2 separate regions of the Mus musculus genome follow, and region 2 is linked to region 1. A link is a loop called in an ENCODE intact Hi-C map of the cell type or tissue named here. Cell type or tissue: heart. All regions are shown on one strand. Each heading gives the region's core, and the rest is flanking DNA. Links, peaks and the distances in the headings are about the cores only.

Evidence for each region. Peaks named below come from ENCODE experiments on the same cell type or tissue, not always from the same donor. Only the 100,000 strongest peaks of a DNase experiment are listed, where the experiment ranks them.
Region 2: a loop joins it to region 1, with 2.0 times the contacts of the local background. A loop is called at or near these places in 1 of 42 quality-filtered maps.

What each region holds. Positions count from the first base shown.
Region 1 is chr10:83,094,955-83,105,760 of GRCm38, reverse strand. All of the region lies in intron 2 of Chst11 (carbohydrate sulfotransferase 11), which reads right to left. Among named protein-coding and RNA genes, the nearest start is that of Chst11, 110 kb to the right of the region's middle. In heart, for the core only: a CTCF peak has its summit at 5,866; DNase peaks (open chromatin) are centred at 4,242 and 4,684.
Region 2 is chr10:82,998,229-83,009,034 of GRCm38, reverse strand. The region is part of intron 1 of Chst11 (carbohydrate sulfotransferase 11); the gene reads right to left. Among named protein-coding and RNA genes, the nearest start is that of Chst11, 18 kb to the right of the region's middle. In heart, for the core only: no CTCF peak of the experiment used is centred there; DNase peaks (open chromatin) are centred at 3,844 and 4,454; H3K4me3 peaks cover 585 bases; H3K27ac peaks cover 1,081 bases; H3K27me3 peaks cover 575 bases.

The sequences.
Region 1 (10,806 bases), core at 3,534-8,533:
AGACTACATGGGGACACACTGCCGCCAAACCATTAGAGTCACCTGCTGCCCTCACAGGGCTGCATCTCAGTGGGGCGGGCCTTGTGAGTGCTCTGGGAGCCTGGGAGATGCTACAAAACCATGATAAAACAGGTCTTAACACATTTTACTGGGGATGGCCACAGGGGTTAGTCCTTTTCTTAATCAATCTCTCTCTCTCTCTCTCTCTCTCTCCCCCTCCCTCCCCTCCTCTTCCTTCTTTTCCTCTTCCTCCTTGTTGTAGCTGTTGTCCTTGTACCAGGCCCAGTGGTGGCACCTCCCACCTGCAGAACCTCATCTATAGAGTGAGTTCATGCAAATTTCCGGCACTGTCTGTGTTTTGCAGACAAGGCAGACACTTTAACTGTATCCCTGATGTTCCCTGCAGGTGTGTGAGTGGTAATGAGCCTGTGTGAGGGTCACAGATGGGACAAAGGCCTGGCTTTGCTATCTGTGCCTTTTCACGGAGCCTCAAATGATCCTCCCAGGCCTCTCTAATGGAGGCAGGAGGATTCTCATGGTGGTTAGCAGCAGACAGCCTCTGACTTGCTGTTTTCCCTCAGGGGTTTTCACCTTTAGGGTAGGCTTTGGGACATAAACCCATGGTACACAGGGCATTGGTATTCCCATGTTCAGGAATCAATGGGCTGTGGGACTCTGCTCATCTGAGATCACAGGCAATGCCTCCCCAAGCATCCCTTGGATCTGACATGCAGGGAATGGCCTCTTAGCTTCAACTGCAAAGGTGTGTGGGCAGATGAGGTTTCTACAGCTGCTGCAGCTGACTACCCCAAACCCTGTAGTTTAATACAATATGGTTTACTCTCATGGGATTCTGGAGGTCAAAATACTAGAGTCAAGGTGTAGGCAACAAGGGAAAACCCACTCTACCTTTTCCTGCTTTATTTATTTATTTACTTGCTTACTTAATTTTGAGACAGCCTCTCAGAGTGCCCTGGCTGCCTCATACTCTGTAGGTGAGGATGGCCTTAAACTCCTGATTCTCCTGCATCAACCTCTCGAGTGCTGGGACTACAGGCCTACTCTACCACACTTGGTTTCCATGGTGCTAGGGATCAAACTGAGGATTTAATGAATGCTAGACGTGCTCTGTACAAAACTAGCTGCATCCCCGCCCAGTCTGTCTGTCTGACTGTGACAGCCTTGTCTCCCTCCATCTTATGGTTTATGACACACAGTGTATCTGCCTAGAGAGTCCAGGACAACCTGACCTTAAAACTCCTCCTTGTGGCTGCCCCTTAGTCACAGTGAGCAGTATACTCCCGTGATGTGGGAGGGCATTCTGCCCACCAAGGCTTGGAAAGTCATCAGCCACAGACCTTGGGTTCTAATGACCGGCGTCTAGGTCAGGGAAGGCACGCATGCCCGCCTCCCGTTCCCTGAGGGCGTAAGCAGCCCAGGGTTCTTGAAGGCTGCTCAGCTTTTGATTCTCCCTAGGGTCCTCTGCCTCAGCATGGATGAAGGTGCCTCCCAGACAGTTGTCTGTGTCCTGTAGCTTTTGTCCAGGATCCCCCGAGCAAAGCCTGAGGTCAGGAGTGAAGGGCTTTCCAAGGTTTGTGTTGGATTTGGACAAGCGGGCAAAAAAACGGAAGGGGATCCTGATAGAGACAGGGCTCTCTTAACTGCTGGCTCGACCACACCTGCGCAGTAATTGGATGACAAATGGCAGCAGTTTGCCTGTGTTGCTTTCAGCAAGGCCTTATCTTAATAAGATGCTTATCCTGGGCTCCCCTCTGCTGTAGTTATAGCATCATAACCAAGACAGACAGACAGACAGACAGACAGACAGACAGACAGACAGACAGAGATCTCACTGATAACTTTCCCACCCTGCTCAGAGAACTCAAGCTTGAATTTCTGCAGTGTGTGTGTGTGTGTGTGTGTGTGTGTTTATTTTAAGGTAGGATCTCAAATAACCCAGGCTATCTCAAACACACAATGTGACCAAGGGTGGCCCTGAACTTCTCATTCTTTTGCCTCCACCTCCCAAGTCTGGGGATGGCAGGTTTGTACTATGCTATGCCCCATTTTATGTAGCGCTGGGGACTGAACTCAAAATTTGGTGCATGCTAGGCCAGCACGCGACCAACGAGACTACATTCCCAGCCCCTCCCTACCTTATTATTAGCACAAAGAAAATCACACTGCTATGATTTTCTTCATGCCAATTTTCCCTCATAACTCAAAACAACTATTTTCTTGCTCAAGGAGGAAAAACGACATTTTATTATATGTAGTAAAATGAATGAATGAATGAATGAATGAATGAGCAAGCAAGTAAATAAACAAGGGCTTTCTGTTTCTCTAGCTGGTCCTCATTAAGAAAAGGGTGAGCGAGCCATTCACTGACTACACAGCTCTCAGAGGATGCTCCTGCCCATTCCCTGGTGAGCTAAGGGTACACAGGAGGGAGGCCACTCCCGGAGGAAAGGCCTAGATCTTCTCTGCCATCTTAGCTTCTCTTTCAGGCTGCTTCCCCCAAGACCAGGAATAATTAGGTATCAGCCGCTTGTGAACTCCCCAGTGCCTCAAAGAGTCACCCGGTCTCAAACACTGGCTCATTTATCCCTGTCACAGGAAAGCAATCTCAGAGAGATGCAACTGGGTTTCTGAACCGAGAGGTACCATTCAGGGGATGCAAATCACAAGCGTGGCCAGTAGGAGACCGAGGGGGACGCGGGTACAGTTGGGGGTGGGGGGCTAGGCTGTACCTTTGAAGGACAAGTCTCAAGACAGCCTTTAAGTCTCCTCGTTTTTCTAGCATGCAACTTCCCTACAAATCAGGACGTGATCTGCAAGCAAGCCCATCAGCCCGGGAATACGGGGCCTTGAGAACGTCAATCACAGAACTGCCGAGCTGCCTGCTGAGTGCATGGCTGAGCTCGCGCTGTAGTAAGAGAGGGAGGGGTCTTTCCATTCACATTGTCCCTACGCAGTGGGTGAACTAGGTTCCTTCTCAACCGTCTTTCTGGTTGCTGTTGAAGGAGAAACTAGAAATGTCCCATTGACAAAACCCATGGGTCTCTGTGTTTCACTTTTCTCTCCAGAGGAACAAATGGACGTTCTGTTTGGTTTATGGTGTGTGTGTGTGTGTGTGTGTGTGTGTGTGTGTGTGTGTGTGTCTGGTGGTTGCTATCAGGTACCTTCCTCTGGAATTCTTTACCTTATTTAGCCTCAGGGCTTTCATCGAACCTGAAGCTCACAGATTCTGTAGGACTACAGGCCAGTGAGGTGCGGGAATCCTTGTTTGCCTACCTCCCCGATGCTGGGATTGCAACACAGGGCACCACACCAAACCCCACACCTACGACACCACAAGACACACGAAACGCCAGCTTTCTTTTTAACCCCCTTCTTAAAATCAATGTGATAGGGATCTGAATTCAGGTCCCTCATGCTTGTGTGGCAAACACTGCCCAACCAAGCGTCTCCCTGGACCTTGTTTGTTTAGACACGGGGTCTCCTGTAGCCTAGGCTGGCCTCAGGTTCCACAATGATAACTTTCCATTTCTGAACCCTTTGCTTTCCCCTCCCAAGGGCTGCGATTACAAGTCTGTACCACCATGCTGTCGTTCCTGCAGAATTGGGAAGCAAACCCAGGGCTTTGTGCCTTGTCTGTGTGAGTTAGCCTTGCCGCTCATTCGCTCAGCTAGCAACTATGCACAGCTTATACAGAGCCAGCGCTCTCACCAACAGAAGCCCAGTGAACCCATTACTAACCAGGGCCACAGACCCTCTCTGGATGGACAGCTCAAGGCCTGGCCTGCCTGCAGCCTGCTCGGGCTTGCTCTCACTGGCAGGTCCCTCCTGTTAATGAGGGGACAGACCCAGAACTCTCCATCAGCACCACTCTGCCAACACCAGTACTGGTAGGGCTTTACCAGAATGGAAGATGGCTGCCAAACCACCTCCATTGACATCTGAAGAACAAGCAGAACACGGAAATAGGCCCTTGTGGGCAAGGAACATGAACCAAAAAGAAACTTACACATGGTTACTATGTCTGGGCCGGGAATGCTCAAAAAAGGAACATCTAAAAACAGCTGCCTAACATTTTTATTTTTATTTTAGGAAACAAAAAAAAGTTCCAAACCCATAGAAGTGCTAGCTTCCTGCAACTTCCCTGAGTCAGACATTGTCTCTAGCCTCCGCAAACACACTCTTGGCTTGGGAGTGCTCAGTCTAGCTCAACAAAGTGCCTGTGTGAGTCTGAGGGAGAGTTAGCCAAGCCAGGAAGGGGGACTGTACTTGTAGGCTCCCTCTCCCATTTTTTTCCCTGAATCCACCCACTGGGGACAGAGGTATTCTGAGGACCCTATGGGAAGACTTTAAAGTTAAAAAAAAAATACTGGCTGCTAAACTTGGCTGTATGTTATGCTATTGTTCTGAGGACTTCAAAGAAATCAGCTCATTCCATTTTGGAACAACTCAGAGATCTAGAAACTGACAGCACCCCTAACACACACACACAGAGACACACACACACACTTTACAGATTAAGAAACTGGGGCTCAGGGAGATTAAAAAGAGTACCCCGAATTCCCTTACCAGGGGCATCTGGCTTTACCAAGTCTTAACTGCTGTGTGACACAGTGTGGTTAACTGAGGTTAAGTAATTCATTTCCGGTTTCCAGATGAGGAAATCAAAGCCCCGGCCCCGGCACCGCCCCCGAGATCCTGAATTCCCTCTCAGGTGGTCTGGTCCTGCCAGTGACAGGAAGAGTTAGAGCCCGATGGAGTTAGAACCTGGGCTCCAATGCCCTCACCTTCAGTTAAACTGTGCTGTGGAAGACCTGTCATCGTGGCTGGGTGGCTGGTAGGAAGGGCACAGCGAGGGCTGTCACACCCCAGGTACTCATTCTTTTCCAGCCTGCACTTAGGCTCTTAGAGGGTCATGCACAGGCCCCAGCCCCAGTGCAGAGGGACTCTTCTTCCCTGAACCCCAGAGCCCTGGCTAGTTTTATATCAATTTGACACAAGCTAGAGTTGTCAGGGAAGGGGAGCCTCAAATGAGAAACTGCCTCTCTAAGACCCAGCCATAGGCAAGCCTGTAGGGCATTTTCTTAATTAGCGATTGATGCTGGAGGGACCAGCCTTTGTTCCTGGTGGTCCTGGGTTCTGTAAGAAAGCAGGCTGAGCAAGCCATGGGAAGCAAGGCAGTTAGCAGTGCCCTCCATGGCCTCTGCATCAGCTCCTGCCTCTAGGTTCCTGCTCTGCTTGATTTTCTGTCCTGATTTCCTTTGATGATGAACTGTGATATGGAAGCATAAGCTGAATAAACCCCTTCCTCCCCAAGTTGCTTTGGTTATGGCGTCTCATCATAGCAATAGTGACCCTAACTAAGACACATGTGTCTGGTCACATGCTGAGCTCACAGGACCCAGGAAAAAGCAGCTGTGTTCAGAACCTCAATACCTCATATTAGATTTTGAATGTGAAATGTCCACAGTAGGCTCCTGAATTTGGGTACTTGGTTCCCAGCTGGTGGTACTATTTTGGGGGGTGGGGTGTCTGTGGGAGTTTTAAGAGATGGGGCCTCACTGGAGGAAGCGAGTAGTTTTCAGAAGACAGGTCTCGAAGTGCAGTCTGGCAGGGTTTCCAGCCAAACTATCCCCGCTTTCTGTCTGACACCCAGATGTTATGAGCCAGTGGTACCTCCAGCCACCATGCCTTCGGTGGCCGCTTGATAGGCAGTATCTCCTAAATTATTAGAATAAATGAGAAAGGTACCTAATTCAATGCACACTGAAGAGTCCCTGCCAATGCCTAGCTAGGAAGCCAGCTAGGTTCCAGACACACAAGACACAGTCCCTTTCCTCTAGAGGGCTCTTTACCTCAAGAAGCCAGTGCAAATGACCCAGGGACACACCAGTAAGCAATGACAGTGATGTCACTTCAATGGCCACATGGTCCAGTACACAAAATTGATTCCAGACAGCGTAAGGAAATCAGAACACAGACTCCCTTTGGTTTTTTGTTTGTTTGTTTGTTTTTTTACCAATGACAGGTAGAAATGATATTTTGAGAGCCTTGGGCTGGATAAAACATCTGATTAAAATGTATTTCACCTGTTTGCTTTGTAGCTCTAGGCTAACAGAAAAATCTCCAGAGGAAGAAAAGCAGGAAGTGTTTCCCAATGGAGGGCGCTTCTGAATGAGCAGCAGGAGCAGCAGCAGCAGCAGCAGGAGCAGCAGCAGCAGCAGCAGCAGCAGCAGCAGCAGCAGCAGCAGCAGCAATAGCACATCACGCAAACAAGCCTGGCCTGCCTGCCAGGTGCCCAGAACTCTGTATGTTTTCAAACGTAAGTCTGAAAAAGCTAAAACCTTTGCATGTTTTTTTTCATTCCTATTTTATAAGCAAACTCTCCAGTGTTGAGAAACATGTAGCCGCTTGCCTGAGACCTCCAGTGCCCAGGGTGCGTCCAGGGAGGACGAGACCCCTCCCCTCATTCCCTCATTCCCCGCCACACACACATACAGAGCAGCACCCACAGAGCTTGACAAGAAGCCAGGCTCTGGTACACTTGGCCTCCATCTGAGGTCAAATTCCAATTGGCCCAGAAGCTGCCCGCGTTGTGCAATTTACAGAAAAATCAAATGATGAAGAGGCCTCTCCTAATTGAGGGTAATTCAGGAAATAACTCTTGGTAAATGGCAGCTTGTCCAGCTGTGTTACCGTTTGGCAATGGCTGAGGTCACTCCGCCATCCCAACGCTGCTTCTCCTACTGGAAATATGTCAGGTTCTGTTCGCACAGAGAGCCACAGAAAAATCCCAGTAGTTCCAATCACTTCCTCGCCATATTTCCATAGATCGTGTCAAAGAAGGGGGCGTTCCTGAATCTTCTGTGTCTGAAACAGAACAATGGCCTACAGAGGCAGCAAGAGTTAGCCACCAACTCACAGGTAGCACGCACCACCTCAAGAGGGAGGGGCTTCGTTAACTCCCCCATTCCCAAGGTGATCACAGAGGGGGCTTGTGGCAGACACACCTACAGGAGCTTTTCAAACTACGCCTCTGTGTCTGCTCACTGTCTAGGACCTGTGTGCAGTGGACGTGTTTGTACATAGACTGTTCACGGAGACAGAGGCATTCGTGGTCTTGGAAATGGGTGTCTCTAGCTCGAAAAAAAGCCTGAGATGCGACATAAATCAAAACAGACTGTGCGCTTAGTGAGTGACTCCTAACTCTGTCCTGATTTGAGTGTCCTCAGAGGCAGGAAGCCCCAGAGATGCCCGTCTGTGCACCCTGAGTTCTGAGTGCAGGTGTGCGCTGCTGTGCTCCACCTTCTACCGAGTTGGGGGGGGGGGGAGAGTGAACTCAGACCCTCCTACTTGTGAGGCAAGCCTTTAACTGAATGAGCCTTTGGAATGTGAGGTCTTTGACTTGCAGAAACCTGCATGACAGGCATTTTCCTCTAATTCTCTACAGATGAGGAAGCCCAGGTTTGTGGAGGAGGTCCGGTAATGGCCGCAGGTCATATACCTGGGTTAGCATCCCTCAGTTCTTTCAAGCATCCAATCTTCTCCTATGACCTGAATTGCATCTCCCTCCAGGTCTCCACCTGTCCTAGCTTGATTGGATATGTGACCGGGTAGCTTTTTGCTTGAATATAATAGAGCTGCTAACCATGGCAAAAAAAAAAAAAAAAAAAAAAAGACAGCCCACTGTCCCTGGCTTTGTAGAGATCCTCGCTGGCCTAATGTCATTTGCCATGAATAATGTAGCACTCAAGAGACTGCTATAGGTAGGGACAGGTTAATGTAATATTTCGTCTTTGCTAGCCAGCTGCCATTCTGCTGGGCCAACTATCGGTAATAGCCCTGCAGAAGGAGCCAGTCTACAACTAAATCAATCCCTCTTTGGCTGGTGGACAGCTGTTGGGTCAAAGCAAGATAATGAGACAGGCTCATCATTTACCAGGTGGCTGCTAATGAAGAGATTAATGCAGCAGAGTTAGGGCTGAACAATGGCTGCCCTTTCTGGCCTTCCTAGGCAGGTACCACCCCCAACATTCTCTGCAAACAGCAAACTGCTGAAGCAGACAGCCTCCCCCTTCCTGATTATTTGGAAGATGCAACTGATCTCTGGAAACCTCATCTGATGTCTGGTCCTTCCCCTTCGCTTACTAAAGGACAGGCTGGGGTATTCCTTTCAAGGGGGAACTTGTCCCAATGTGTTATCTGGGGCACAGTTTCTGTGGGTAGCTGCAGAAAGCAGGGACCCTCTTATCCTTAGGACAACATTTGCCTCCATATGGAAAGACTTCAAGCCTGAGTGTATTGTTAAAACAAGAACACAAGATGGCCTATTCTTTAGACTCAAAAGTGTCTGTAACTGAAGGCCCTAGAGGACCCTTCAGCCCTGTGCTGCTGAACTCGGAAGCCCAGAACAATAACCTCGGACATGCTGGCAAAGTCCTAGACTGGATAAAGTCAGCCCCCGCTGGGGAAAGACCTAGGCTCCAGGCAGTTCTTCACATCTCATGCGTGGTCAAAACTGAGAGCCACTGGTTTAACACAATGCCTTCACTTTACAGACAGTGGTGCTGAGGCCAAATGTTGGGGGGCTCCAGCTGTAGAGAAGCCCTTCCACTCAACAAGCAGCTGAGTCAGAGGTACACCTGCTTCATGAATTGAGGGTCTCCCTGCGACCCCGATGCCCACCTACCTCCACTTCCTCTCTCTCAAGATGAACACTATGACCCAATCTCCCTGGGACTAAAGGCTTTTCCTGTCCCTTCCAACCAGGCTCCAGCACCTGCTGTTTGCTCTTGTCCTCTGCAATGCTAGTCTCTCCTAGCATCTTATGTGTCTTCAAAGGCCTCTTCCTCTTAAGAGTCCCCACTGTGCACAGGACTTGGGGGGAGGGGTGCTAACACTACATCTTCTCTCACCTTTCCTGCTCTCTCTCTTCTGGGACCTTTTTTTCTGTTTATTCTTTAAGAACCCATAGGACCAGCAAAATGTGCTGAGCACTGCAGAAAACGCCACCCAGGTCTGGGTGAGGAACGTAACCACAGACTCCTTCCAGCCCTCCACCACGGTAGCATCTATCAGTGTAATATTTTCAGCTGGATGGACACCTCTAAGGAGCGAGAACCACCATCCAACAGCAGAGTTCTTAGAGGTGACTTCTGCTTAACCTAGCTCCAAGCCAGGACATAAAGTCCTCTCCTGCCTTGGCCGGACACCAGACTCTGAAGAAAGGAAACTGCCAGCTGAAAATGCTTATAGCACATCTACTGTGGGTTCCACACCACTCCATGGCCTCAGCTCTGCTATCTGGGTCCATGGCCCCATGCCCAGGCTGGGCCCATGCCTCGCCTTTGACATATTAGGGGAAGGAGAGTCTTCTGGAAGCTTTTTTTTCTACCTGGAGGAGCCGTGTCAAGGCTCCCTCTTCCTACAGGCTAGCAGGGTAAGAAAGACCCAGTCCTGTCATTTAGTAGTACGTGATCTTGGCGCACTGTGCAGCCTCTTAAAAACTTAGCTACCTTCTAAAAAAGTGAGGTTATCAAGAGACCTTCATCTGGAAGGGGGACTTGTAAAGGCTCAGTGAGGGGTTGGAGCATGCGTCACTGGTAGGAAAAATGGCTGCTCAGTGTTCAAGGGGCCTTGGGTTCCATCTCCAACCCAACAAAAGCAAGAGCAATGACCCTTGTTTAGAAAAGGTCTAGAATAGTCACAGATATGTATTCCATGTTCAGTAAACACCAACTGTCTTTCTCCTTCCTCCCTTTCTTCTTCACTCCATCCTTAATCCAGTGCATCCCTGGAGGAGAAAGTTCACTTCAGCACACCAAGAGACTGCCCCGTAACTGAGGGAGCAGGACCGCAGAGTTTCAGCCATATTCAGCAACACATCACCCAGAACACTTCTAGATCCCTAAACATCTGGACCCAGGGACTCCAGGAAGCCCCGTTCAGACCTAGCTATGCTGCTTGCAAGTTCGTGGCCAGCACTGAGCCACGCACCCTGCCCCCTTAGAATGCTCTAATAACAGGGCAGGCACACATGCTAAAGAAAGACATGGCAGGGCAGGCCAAACCGCATGAATGATACTGTGAAGATTTCAGGGAAGCCATGAGAGGCCGGGAGGTGGGGAGGCAGGAGGACAAGCTGTCTCACCCTCGATGGCATTCAGGGACAATTACACCCTCTCAACCAGCTGAGAGCAGTTCTCTGCCCTGTGGGTCAGCACTGACTGAGCGGGGGCAGCCTGCAGATGGCTCGGCCCACAAGTCTGTGGTTGGCAACTCCTGAACTTTCGGTGACTCGGCGCCAGCTGATCCAATCAGCAATTATGTTTTATTTTGGGGCCAGGGAGACAGCAGAGAACCAGGAAAATTATAAGACATTACAGGGCTATTTTGCTAAGAATATCGACTGGGAAGGATTTTTTTTTCTTAACCAATTGTTCTTTGGATGGTTTGGGGGTTTCAGTGCACTAAGAAAGCCCCAGATGCTGAAGTCAGAGTAGAGGCAACTGCCCCTGGGCTGATTTCACTCTTTATCCAGGGAAAACCTTGTTGGATATACATCTGTTTGCAGGAGGGGGTTGGTTCCTGCCAAGAGGATTTCGAGGGTAATAGTCACCAGTACCAGTCACTAGTAACTGCGTGCAATTTCCCCGTTCCTTCTGTGGTTGGATCCTCACTGCTTCCTACTAGTGATCTGGGCTCAAATAAATCATATACAATTATTAGTTTCACTTCTCTATCCATAAGAGGGGAAATACCATCTAGCTCAGAGCTTACCATACATAT
Region 2 (10,806 bases), core at 1,983-6,982, 95 kb after region 1:
GATATGAATGTCCACGGGGGTGGCAGCCACTTCTCCTCCAGGTCAATGCTTTGCTGTCAGGCACTTTGGAGCACTCAGTCTTTGTCTCAAAATAAGATCAGGGATCAGTGACCCCCCCCCCATAGCAGATCAGGAAACCCACTGCCAACTGGCTACCTACCTCCCGCGGTCTGGGGAAGACATTCAGACCCAGGAAAGGTTGGAAACCTCTGTCTGAGGGGCAATTTTCTTCTAAAATTTCCTATAGAGCTCCATGTGGGAAGGTCTAAAAGAAATACTGATATTGCCAGACCCCCCCCCCAACTTACTTAAGACTGCCTTTGCCTCCTAATTGTGAAGGGCAGTCTAGTGAATTAAACATCTCAGAAGTGTTGGCAAGCATCTGTAGTGCCCAAAGAAAACCCACTTTGGTCCCTCTGCTATGCTCTTTCCAAACCCCACTCAGTCATCCTGTCTCAGCTCCGGGAGCCCCCTCAACACAGAGAGAGTCTTCAGTGAGCACGGCCCGGCTGCACTTCCAGTCCCTCACCCCACTTCTACTCTGTCCTCTGTATGCGTGTGATATATAATGCTATCAAACATGGGATTGTATGTGGGACTGTGTGGGACCACTTGTTCCCCACCCCTCCCATCCCACCCTCACCCTTGAGCTGGTAACCACACAGGTGTGTATCCATGACAACCCACATGTCTGGACTGAGTCACAACTTCTTGTGTGCATGACCCCATCAAACTTAGCCCTCAGGCTACTGCTGCCAAGGGGATCTAATGTGATAGCCATCTCAAAGATGAAAACAGCTTAGGGTCCCTGTCTCCATCAGCCCCTCCATCCCTCCAGTCTAAACAGCATCTGCAAAAAGCTGATGTTCCACAGCTAATTAGTGTGGCTGTGTAAGGTGGAGAACTTGACAGGGTTTCTCTGTGTAGCCCTAGCTGTCTGGACTCACTCTGTAGACCATGCTGGCCTCCCTGCCTCTGCCTCCAGAATGGTGGGATTAATGGCTTGTGCCAACCCCACCAGCTCAACCCCCTCCATTCCCTCATCCCCAATTCATCCCCCCATCCTCTTGCCCTCCCACCCACCCCACTCCCCTTAAATAGATTTCTTGACCTCTCAGAGCATTTAATATGCTAATGTGAAAACTGATCCATTGCCAGGATGGGACTGTCTCCTTTGTTGTCTCAAGCCAACAGGCACCTGAAAGCAGTTCTTCCTAGGGCCCTCTCATCCTTGGCAGTGACCAAATGAAAGATAATTTGTCTCTGATATCTCCCTCTAAGCAGCATCCAGATAGGGAACCATTAGGGAAAAGGTTCATTCTAACCATACCAATGAATCCCAATCCTGTGTAATGCCAGTTTCCAGCAGGAACTGTGGTCAAAAGAAGAATGGGATGTGGAGAATCGTCTGACCTTGGCAGTCAAGCCTAGGGTCAAATCCTCCACAGTCTGAGCAGTTAGCATGTACCTGTCAGACCTCCATCTCAAGAGCAGCTGTATGGCAGTCTCAGCCTCTGCCTCCTCCATCAGATCAGCCTCAAGGTCAGGCTAGGCAAGCTGCAGACCTCCTCCATCGTCCATCTGCTTTTCTTCCTTTCTGCCAGACATCCTACTTTCATGAACACCCAATCTACAGGGGCCAGAGCTAGGGAATACAAGTGGCAGGATACAAACCCAGAAACCCCTCTGTATCAGTGACTGTTCTGCTGCTGTGACAAAACACTACCACCAAGGTAACCTATTAGAGGAGAGTTTATTTGGGCTTACGATTCCAGGCAGATAAGCTGATGGCGGAGCAGAGGCATGGTGGCAGAACCATGCCTCTGCTGAGCTGAGGACTCACATCTTAAACCTCACACATGAAGAGAGGGCAAACAGGAAATCGTGTGAGCCTTTCCCCACTGACAGGCTCCCTCCAGTAAGGCCACGCCTCCTAAGCCTCAAACAGTAGCAACCAACTGGAAACCAAGATTACAAATGCATTAGACTATGGGGGACTCAGGTGACTTAGGGGTCAACCACTTCTGTCTTAGGGTTTCATCACTATAAAGAAACACCATGACTAAGGCAACTCTTAAAAGGGACAACATCTAATTGGAGCTGGCTTACAGTTTAGAGGTTCAGTCCATTATCATCATGGCAGGAAGCAAGGCAGCGTGCAGGCAGACATGGTGCTGGAGGTGCCAAGAATTTTACATCTTGTTCAGAAGGAGGGGGCTCTCTTCTGCACTGGGCAGAGCTTGAGCACTAGAAGATCTCAAAGCCCACCTCCACAGTGACACACTTCTTCCTCCAAGCCACACCCACTCCAACATGGCCACACCTCCTAATAGTGCCATTTCCCATGGGCCAGGCATATTCAAACCACCACACTCTCTCTTATTATGCAAACCCTAAAAGAATGACGGACAGGACACTGAGGGATCACGATGTGAACAGAACAATGGAGAAACACTGTGCACAGTAGGAAGCTATAACCAAAGAACCTGATATGAAAGCAGAAATGATAGAGAGACACAAGAAAACTGGGGAAAGCCACAAGACCTGAGGGGTGTGGGAGAACATTCTAAAGCAGAGGAAACAGAAAACGCCAAGTCTCCTAGCACCAGCACCGATAAGAACTTGGTTCCTGTGAGGAACTGAAAGGTAAGCGAGCAAGCAAGTGTGCCTGGAGCCCAAGACAGGAAAACAGCCTTTTGAGGTCAAAGCAAGGACTCGGCTTTCGGTCTGGGGTGCAGTGGAAGCCACAGAGAGTGCACAGGTTTCAACGTTTCTCAGCAGTTTAGGCCAAGGTCGGGCAAGTGGTTGGGGGTAAAGGATAGGAAAGGGTGGGGAGCAGCTTCCAGTTCTATAAATCCCCAAGGGAGAGGTGACAGTGGCTCTGGCAGGGTGGCGGCATCACACTGTCCAGCTGGCACACTGTAGGTGAGGCTGGGAAAATGGAAAGGAGCGTCACCAGAGGTGTCATGGGATCCATGGAACACATAGAAGCACGGCCATGCTCTTCAAGGCTTAGCTGGGGTTGGAAACAGGCTCTGCCCTGCCCATTAGGTGTGAAGAACCAAACCATGCGGCTGGGGAGACAGAAGTCAATAAAGAGCTTGCCAAGCCAGCATAAAGACCTGAGCTGCATCCCCCACCCAGAACCCATGTTTAAAAACATAAACACTCATACAAGCGGTATAGTGCAGTGTGCCTACCACCCGGGCACGGAGAAGGCAGAGCCAGGAGGATCCTTGGGGCTCACTGGCCAGCCTGTCAGGTGGATGTGCCGTGACTGAGCAAGACAGCTGATATCAGCCCCTGCCCTCCACATGCAAACACATGTGTGCATAGACATGGATGTGCCCCCACTCACCAAAGAACCTGATCATACGGTGGGTATCACACCTCGTGCCTCTAGTACCAGCACTCAGAAGGCAGGGGCGGGAGGATTGCTACAAGTTCGAGGCCAGCTGGACTGGAGTGTGAGATCCTGTCTCAAAGTAAATAAGTAAGTAAGTAAATAAATAAATAAATATCAAACCATGTGTCAACATGCGCACATGCACACATTTACACAGATGCGCACACATGCCCGCACCAAAGGGCTACTGCCTCCCGAAGCTCTGGAAAGTGGCTGCTACTGCTCCTGGCCATACGTAAAATCATATGTAGCGCAGGGCTGAACCCCACTGGCTTTCCTGGGGGGGGGGGTCCTGAGGACTCTGATAATTTCTGTCAGAGGAGCCAAGCCTGTGCTCCCCCCACATGTTTAACTGCTAGCTGAGCCCAGTCCCTGGGCCAGACTCACAGATAACCAAAGTCAACCGACCACATCCTCTGCAACAGGAAACCTAATAACTGGCTATTTTGGCCCCATTCTCATTTCCTCTCAGTCGCTTCTACCACAGCTGCTGGACAGTCAGTGTCACAGCAGAGAAGATCCAGGAGAGCTGGAGGGAGCACCTCAGAGCTGGGGACATTAAAGGGCCTAGAGGACCTGTGGGTCCTTGAAGGGTATCTGTATGGGTGGGCAGAGACTGTGGGCAAGAGGGGTGACCTTGTGGTGAGGTCCTGGAGTGGCGTGCATGAGTGTTGCTTTAACACCCAGGAGTGAAGTCCTCTCACAATTTCAAAGGAGTAACTTGAAAGTCAAAATGTATCAAATGTTTATCCTGTCTGTTTTTAAAGTTTGTTTTGTAATTGTTCAAGAGGCTGATTAGGTTACAATACGTTAAGCCTTGCCTTGTAGGCATAGCTACAGAGCACACACAGGGAAAGCCCTATCGCATCTGGGGGGGGGGGGGTTGGATTTTGTTTTGTTTCTCTCTTCTCCTCTCCTCCTACCTCCCACCCACACTTCCCTTTTAGAAGGTCTGTTCCCCTGATCTGACTTCATCATCAACACAGGGCTTCTGGGAAAGGATCCAAGGCCAGGGCACTGATAACCATCTCTCTTCTAAGAGTGACACATGCCTTGTAGAGGCGCCTGGCCCTCATCAGAAGCAGCCCCCACACCCGGGCTTCTTCCATCAACAGCTGAGAACCACGGGTACATCATCATCTTGGTCGGCTGAGACAACATCTCACCCGCCAACCGCCTGCCAACCGGAGGCGTGCTCCTTGTCTCACTTGGTAGGCTGCTAACAAGATGCCTTGCCTTGGGTGGCTTGCAAAAAACCTGACATTCACTGCTCGGCTCTGGAGGCTGGGAAGTCCAAGATGGAATCACGGAAGATACAGGACTCAGTGGAGGCACCCGGGGTCTCACGATGTCCTCTTGAGAGGCAATCGTCAGTCATGGGACTGCCCTGTACAGAGGCTCTAAGTGCACATCATCAGTTGTCTACGTCCCAACATCCAACCTCCTAATGCTGTCTGCTTGGGGACAGGCTTCAGGTATGAACCCTGGGAGGATAGCACTCCCTGACAGACACCCCCTGCTCTCCCCCCCATTACAGGAAGTGCTCCTCACAGACACTAACCGTACACAGAACAGCGTTCTCAACAGGGCACCTGTAGCCACAGTACAGTATGCTTCCATCACTCATAAGCTGGGTTACCTGCCATTAACTGAGTCTACGTAAAGATAAGGATGAGGACAGAACACTTCAGCAGCTACTGGGAAGACTAACTTAGAACAGATGAAAGGGTGATGGGTAAGCCAGCACATCCATCTCAGCCCTGAGGACAATCTACAACTAGAGAAGTGGCCGTGTCACCAAAGCTTGTCACCAACACCCGAGCTTCCCTTTCCTTCAAAGCCTGTGGGAAAAGTGCTCCCTGGTGACAACTGTCTCCTCAACTGTCTGATAAACCCTCCTGGGCTCCGTCATTCAAACACATGTCAACAACATTTACTACAAGCCTGTGGCCGGCCGGCAGCAGAAGAGCCAGTCTGGACCCTCCTGAGACCTGTTATCTTGTGTGGACGGACCTGGACACTAGCCGGATCATCCTAGCTAGGACACAGTCACACGCTCTGATGGGAATATGAATGTACACAGCATTCTAAAAAACAACTGGATCCTTCTACCAGGAGCCTTGGGATGTTTACAGTGTCTCGGAGTCTGAATACATCTTTCAAAGAAGTCTTTAGAGCCAGGCGGTGGTGACTCTAAGTCCCCTTTGATCCAGCACCTTCTAGGCAGAGGCAGATGGATCTCTGCAAGTTCAAGGCCTATGGAGTGACTTCCTGGACCACCAGAAGTACACAGAGAAGCCCTGTCTTGAAAAAACAAAACAAACACAAAACCCATACACATAAAACAAAAGACAGAAAAACAACTTGTTTTCAGAACTGTCCAACGAGAAAGCAGAATTCCATTAAAATGCATCCACGTGACAGGATAGTCTATTTTCCAAGAGAACTGAGTTTCAGTGCTTAGTGGTAAAACCAAGACATACCATAATACTGGGTTCAATTCTCAGCACCCGTATGGCAGCTTACAACTGTCTGTAACTCCAAGATCTTGACACCTTCACGCAGATATACATGCAGGCAAAACACCAAGGTGATTAAAATTTAAAAAATTATTTTTAAATGACATTTTTAGAAGTGAATTCTCTTTCAAAAGTCTCTTTTATACATTTGAGTTCATTTCATAATCAGAAATCTGAGCATGTGCTCACACACACATGCACATACATGTGCACACACACACACACACACACACACGCATGCACACACCACACACTTGAATGTGCCCACACATACCAAATGCTTTATTGAGGCGCTGTCGAGTAGACAAGAGGGTTGGCGGTAGACAAGGAGCCTACCAAGGGTGGTGCTACCAATCCATCAGATCAATTTTACTCCAAGCCCATGGACTCCATTAAGACAAGAGGTCTTCTATGCATTGTTCTTGATGCTTACTTTGCATTCAAGAGGTCCCTGGCACAGTATAAATCATTCAATAAAATCCTGTTAGCGGAAGGAGGGAGTCCACTCAAGCCTTCCTTCCTCTGAGGTGTTCTCTGACCTGTCCTAAAATAATAACTCCTTCTTCTCATTCCTTAACCTTATCATGGAGGACTGCTGCTACCAATCTCAGGTCTGTAGTCACTCGCTAATTGCAGGCTCTCTGCATGCAGGGACCAACTCTCATTGCGACAGGTCTCTCCTGCCTGATAAATGTCTGGTGGAGAAACACTTGCATGCTGGCTGGGTGGGGTGGGCTGGTGTCAGTCTTTCGGTACGACATGAACGGCAAGTATTTGCTGTGATTATGACTGGGTCGCATAGAGACGGGTGTGTATGCTGAGAAGTGCTAACAAAGTGAGACCTGCTTCGGGAAGAAGGCAGGGAGAGTCTACCTATCTCGAATCTACCTACATTGATTGTAGGAAACAGTGCTTTTAGCTAAACCTGCATTCTTATGAAAAAGAAAAACTGGTTTTTTTTTTTCTTTAGAACTCCAGAACATAAAAACAAAACAAAACAAAACAAAACAAAACAAGGAGCTGCTGTGGTGAGAGACTGCAGGAGCCTCTCTTCCTCCCCCTCTGGCCTTCAGCTATGAGCTCCAAAATGCTTTGTTGTGTCTATCAGTTAATACCAGTGCGGGATCGCTCATAAGAAGGCAGCAGTTGGGCCAGAACCCAGGTTCCCTGAATACCCTACCCTACTGCCCTTTCTGCCTAACTGCCCTGCCTTCCTGCCAGGTTTTATAGATGAGGCAACACTCTGTGTATTGGGCACAACTCCTCATTCACTCCTTGACCTTCCAATGAATGGCAACACCCTTCACGTCTTGTGCAGGAAGGCCCTTCCGATGGGCCCATATTTATTTTTAAAAATTCAATGTGGTTTCTATAGTCACAGGAAACAAAATTTCCTCCAAAGTATGACAGGGGAGAGCCTACTTGCCCTCTGAGTGAAGTGGACAGAGAGGATCCCGCTAAAAGCTTGCTTGCTGCCCCTTGCTGACTCTTCTTGCAATGCTGAGGATCAAACCCAAAGCCCTGTGCATGCTGGGAAAGCATCCTAGCCCAAAGCTCCATCCCTGGCCCCTCAGCTAGGATTTTAAGCCCACAAGCTGTCTTTAGGAGGGTGCCTCACACTCATTGAACAAAAGCTGTTTTGTTCCAAGTGACTACAAGATTACCTGCTCGGTTTCTGGTTTCAAATCTGCACTTCCGATTGCAAACAACAAAATTACACTTAGAGCTCTTCACCAGATAGAATCTCAGCTCTTAAAGAACTTCGAAATCTATTTCTTACATCTTTAAAATAACCTCCGGTCCCATACTTCCAAATGTAAGTATTCCCTTAATGAAACCTTCCAGATTTCAAAGCCCCAAGTTCAAGTATAAACTCAAAGCCCTGTTTCTGTCTGTCCACAAACAAGTCCCCTTCTAAACCTGGTGCCCACCAGTGATGATGTTGTATTACTTTAAAAAAAAAATATATATATATATATATATTTAGTATACATGAGTACACCGCTGCTGTCTTCAGACACACCAGAGGAGGGCATCAGAACCCACTACAGATGGTTGTGAGCCACCATGTGGTTGCTGGGAATTGTACGCAGGACCTCTGGAAGAGCAGCCAGTGCTCTTAACTGCTGAGCCATCCCTCCAGCCCATGTTGTATTACTTTTTAAAAAGTAAGTCTCTGGGGATCCAGGGAGATGACTCAGTTGGTTAAGAATTTAACAAGCAAACCTGAAGACCTCAGTTTGATCCCTAGAGCCCCCCCCACACACACACACACACAAGTTGGGTGTGGTGTGCTTATAATCTCAGCACTGGGGAGGCAGAGACAGGTGGACCCCCAGGGGTCACTACCTAACCTACTCAATGAGCTCCATTAGTTAGAGACCCTCTTTTTAAAATACAGTGGGTGGTACCTGAGGAACAACCACTGCTAACCACGGGTCTCCATGTGAGTGTGCACACATACCAGCACATACAAGAACACACACACACATATCAGAAAAGAATCCTTAGGGATGCTTCCTTCTGTGGTGGTGAGGTGGCTATGTCAAAGAGGAAGCTGAGAAGGAAGACACAGAGGGCAGTACTCTACAGCGGGGGTAGGAAGACCAGACCCTCCGTGCATGGGCACCTCAAATGAGGGAGGAGGCCTTTGCCCCAATTCTGTACCATGCCTACCCGGGCAGCCCATAGCTGCAACCTGAGCCTAGATATACTGAGAGCTGGGCACAGTGCACAGTTCTCTAGGGATGAGGCACACTCCCCCTCCCTCCTGCCACTCCTCCAGAGGCCCTCTGAGAGTGAACCTGGGGCACCATTAGCAACTGAGAGAGTGAAACTTAACCTCCCAGGCCTATAATTTTTGCAAACAGTGAGTTTTGAATCCAGCCAAAGAGAGCTTTTAAGCTACTTCTTACTTTGAACGTTCGTGAATAACCTTCCCTCCCACCAAATGATAACAGAAACGATTCCAAAAATGGCCCCAAGATCACTTTGAGAAAGTAGGCCTTTAAATTCTGGCTTTGTGCTAAAACAAGAGAGTTTAAATTAAGCTTAAATTTCATCTTCTGGAAAACAAAACCCTAAACCTTCTATAGCTTCCTAGTCTCAAGAACAGAATTTAAACTTGAGAACAAGAGATAATGAGGTGACAGCCAGCACTCCTGTCCATACTCCAGCCTCCGAGGCCCAGTGACGCAACTGCTTCTCTCTCAGTCTCTGAGCCTGGAAATTCTTCCCTTGTTGATTGATGCTACAATCAAAATCAACCACACTATTCTCTCGCTCTCTCCGTTGGTTCTCCATAACCCCATCGTGTCTGGCCCCCTAAACCAGTCCATCGTGCATATTTCTGTCCATCTCGGTACAACACATCTTCCTGGGGCCAGGCTTTGTGCTGGGGCATCATAAAGGAAACATAAGTCTCTCCAAGGGTGCCCTGTCTTGCTGCCTCTTCTAGAGATGGGTTGGAACGGTGCAGTTTGCTAGGATCCCTGAACAAGGCAAGCCCCGGGAGTTCACCAATGAACTACCTAGAAGCTTGCACTAAGTAGAGTTAGTTCACCAATGAACTAACTAGGTACCTTTCAGGCTCAAGTGGCTTAGGCACACACATATAGTTCTCCAGCCAGCTTCTCTTACTCAATACCTCCCCAAGGATGGAGCTCAAACCCAAGAGAGAACATCAATTCACAAAAGGGGTGGGGGGAACACCAGGAACATTTCCCCCATCTTTTCAGCTACTCTAACAGGGTCCAGCAGCCACTACTCACAGAGGTGACTGAGCACTGGAAAGGGGCTACACTGAACAGACAGACAAGTGCCAAGGACACACTGGAATTCTGAAGACAGTGATAACAAATAGAAAAGATTATAACTCCTTTTTCTTTTTGTGCGACAGGATCTCACGTAGCCCAAGCTGACCTAGAATTCATTATGTAGTCAAATGGCTTAGTTACTTGTCGTTGTCATAAAGCATTTAAAGCTATATAAAGCATTTAATTTGGGGGCTTATGATTCCCGGGGTTTTGAGGCTACGACCATCATGGTAGGGAGAATGGCATGATGTAGGCAGTGGTTCTAATGCTAAGGTCCTGTTCTCCAATTGGTTCTTGATTGATCAATAAAGATGCCAGGGGTCAATTACTGGGCAGAAGGAAAAAGACGGGACTTCTGGTCCCCACAGGCAGGCTAAGAGACACAGGAGCAGGAGAGAGATTTTCACCATGCTTTGGAGGGAAAAAGTGACCAGCCATGTGAGACCTTGGGCTGAGCAGTCATAGGTCGCTTCCCCGGGTGGGAGATTAGAAACGCAACTAAGCTGAGGACAGTTTTGGGTTGCTGAACAAGTAGAAGGTAGCTGAGCAACTAAAGTTGAGGGCAGATTTAGTGTGCTGAGCTGAGAGTATTGGGAAGGGTAAGCTAGCCTCAGGAGATTAGAAGTGTCCAGCAATTGAGTCAAAAAGGCAGGTTGAAAGATAAGCTCGTGTGTGTGCGTGCATGTGTGTGCGTGCATGCGCACACGCGTGTGAGTGTGAGTGTGCGGGTGTGTTTCATTCATGGATCCAAGGGAACCTGGACTGGGCTGGGAGCAAATTTCACCTGGAGCTTAAAGTGGGGTAGCAAAAACTACACACAAAAGCATCAGGCAGGCGGGCCTGGCGCTGGAGCTGCAGCTGAGAGCTCACCTCTAATCCACAAGCAGGAGGCAGAGAGAAAGAGCTAACTGGGAATGGTATGGGGTTTTGAAACTACAAGCCTACCTTGAGACACACCTCCTCCAACATACCACACCTCCTAGTCCCTACCAAACAGTTTCACTAAACTTAGATCATTCAAAACTGCACCTTCAGGGCCATTCCCATTCAAACCACCACTGAAGAA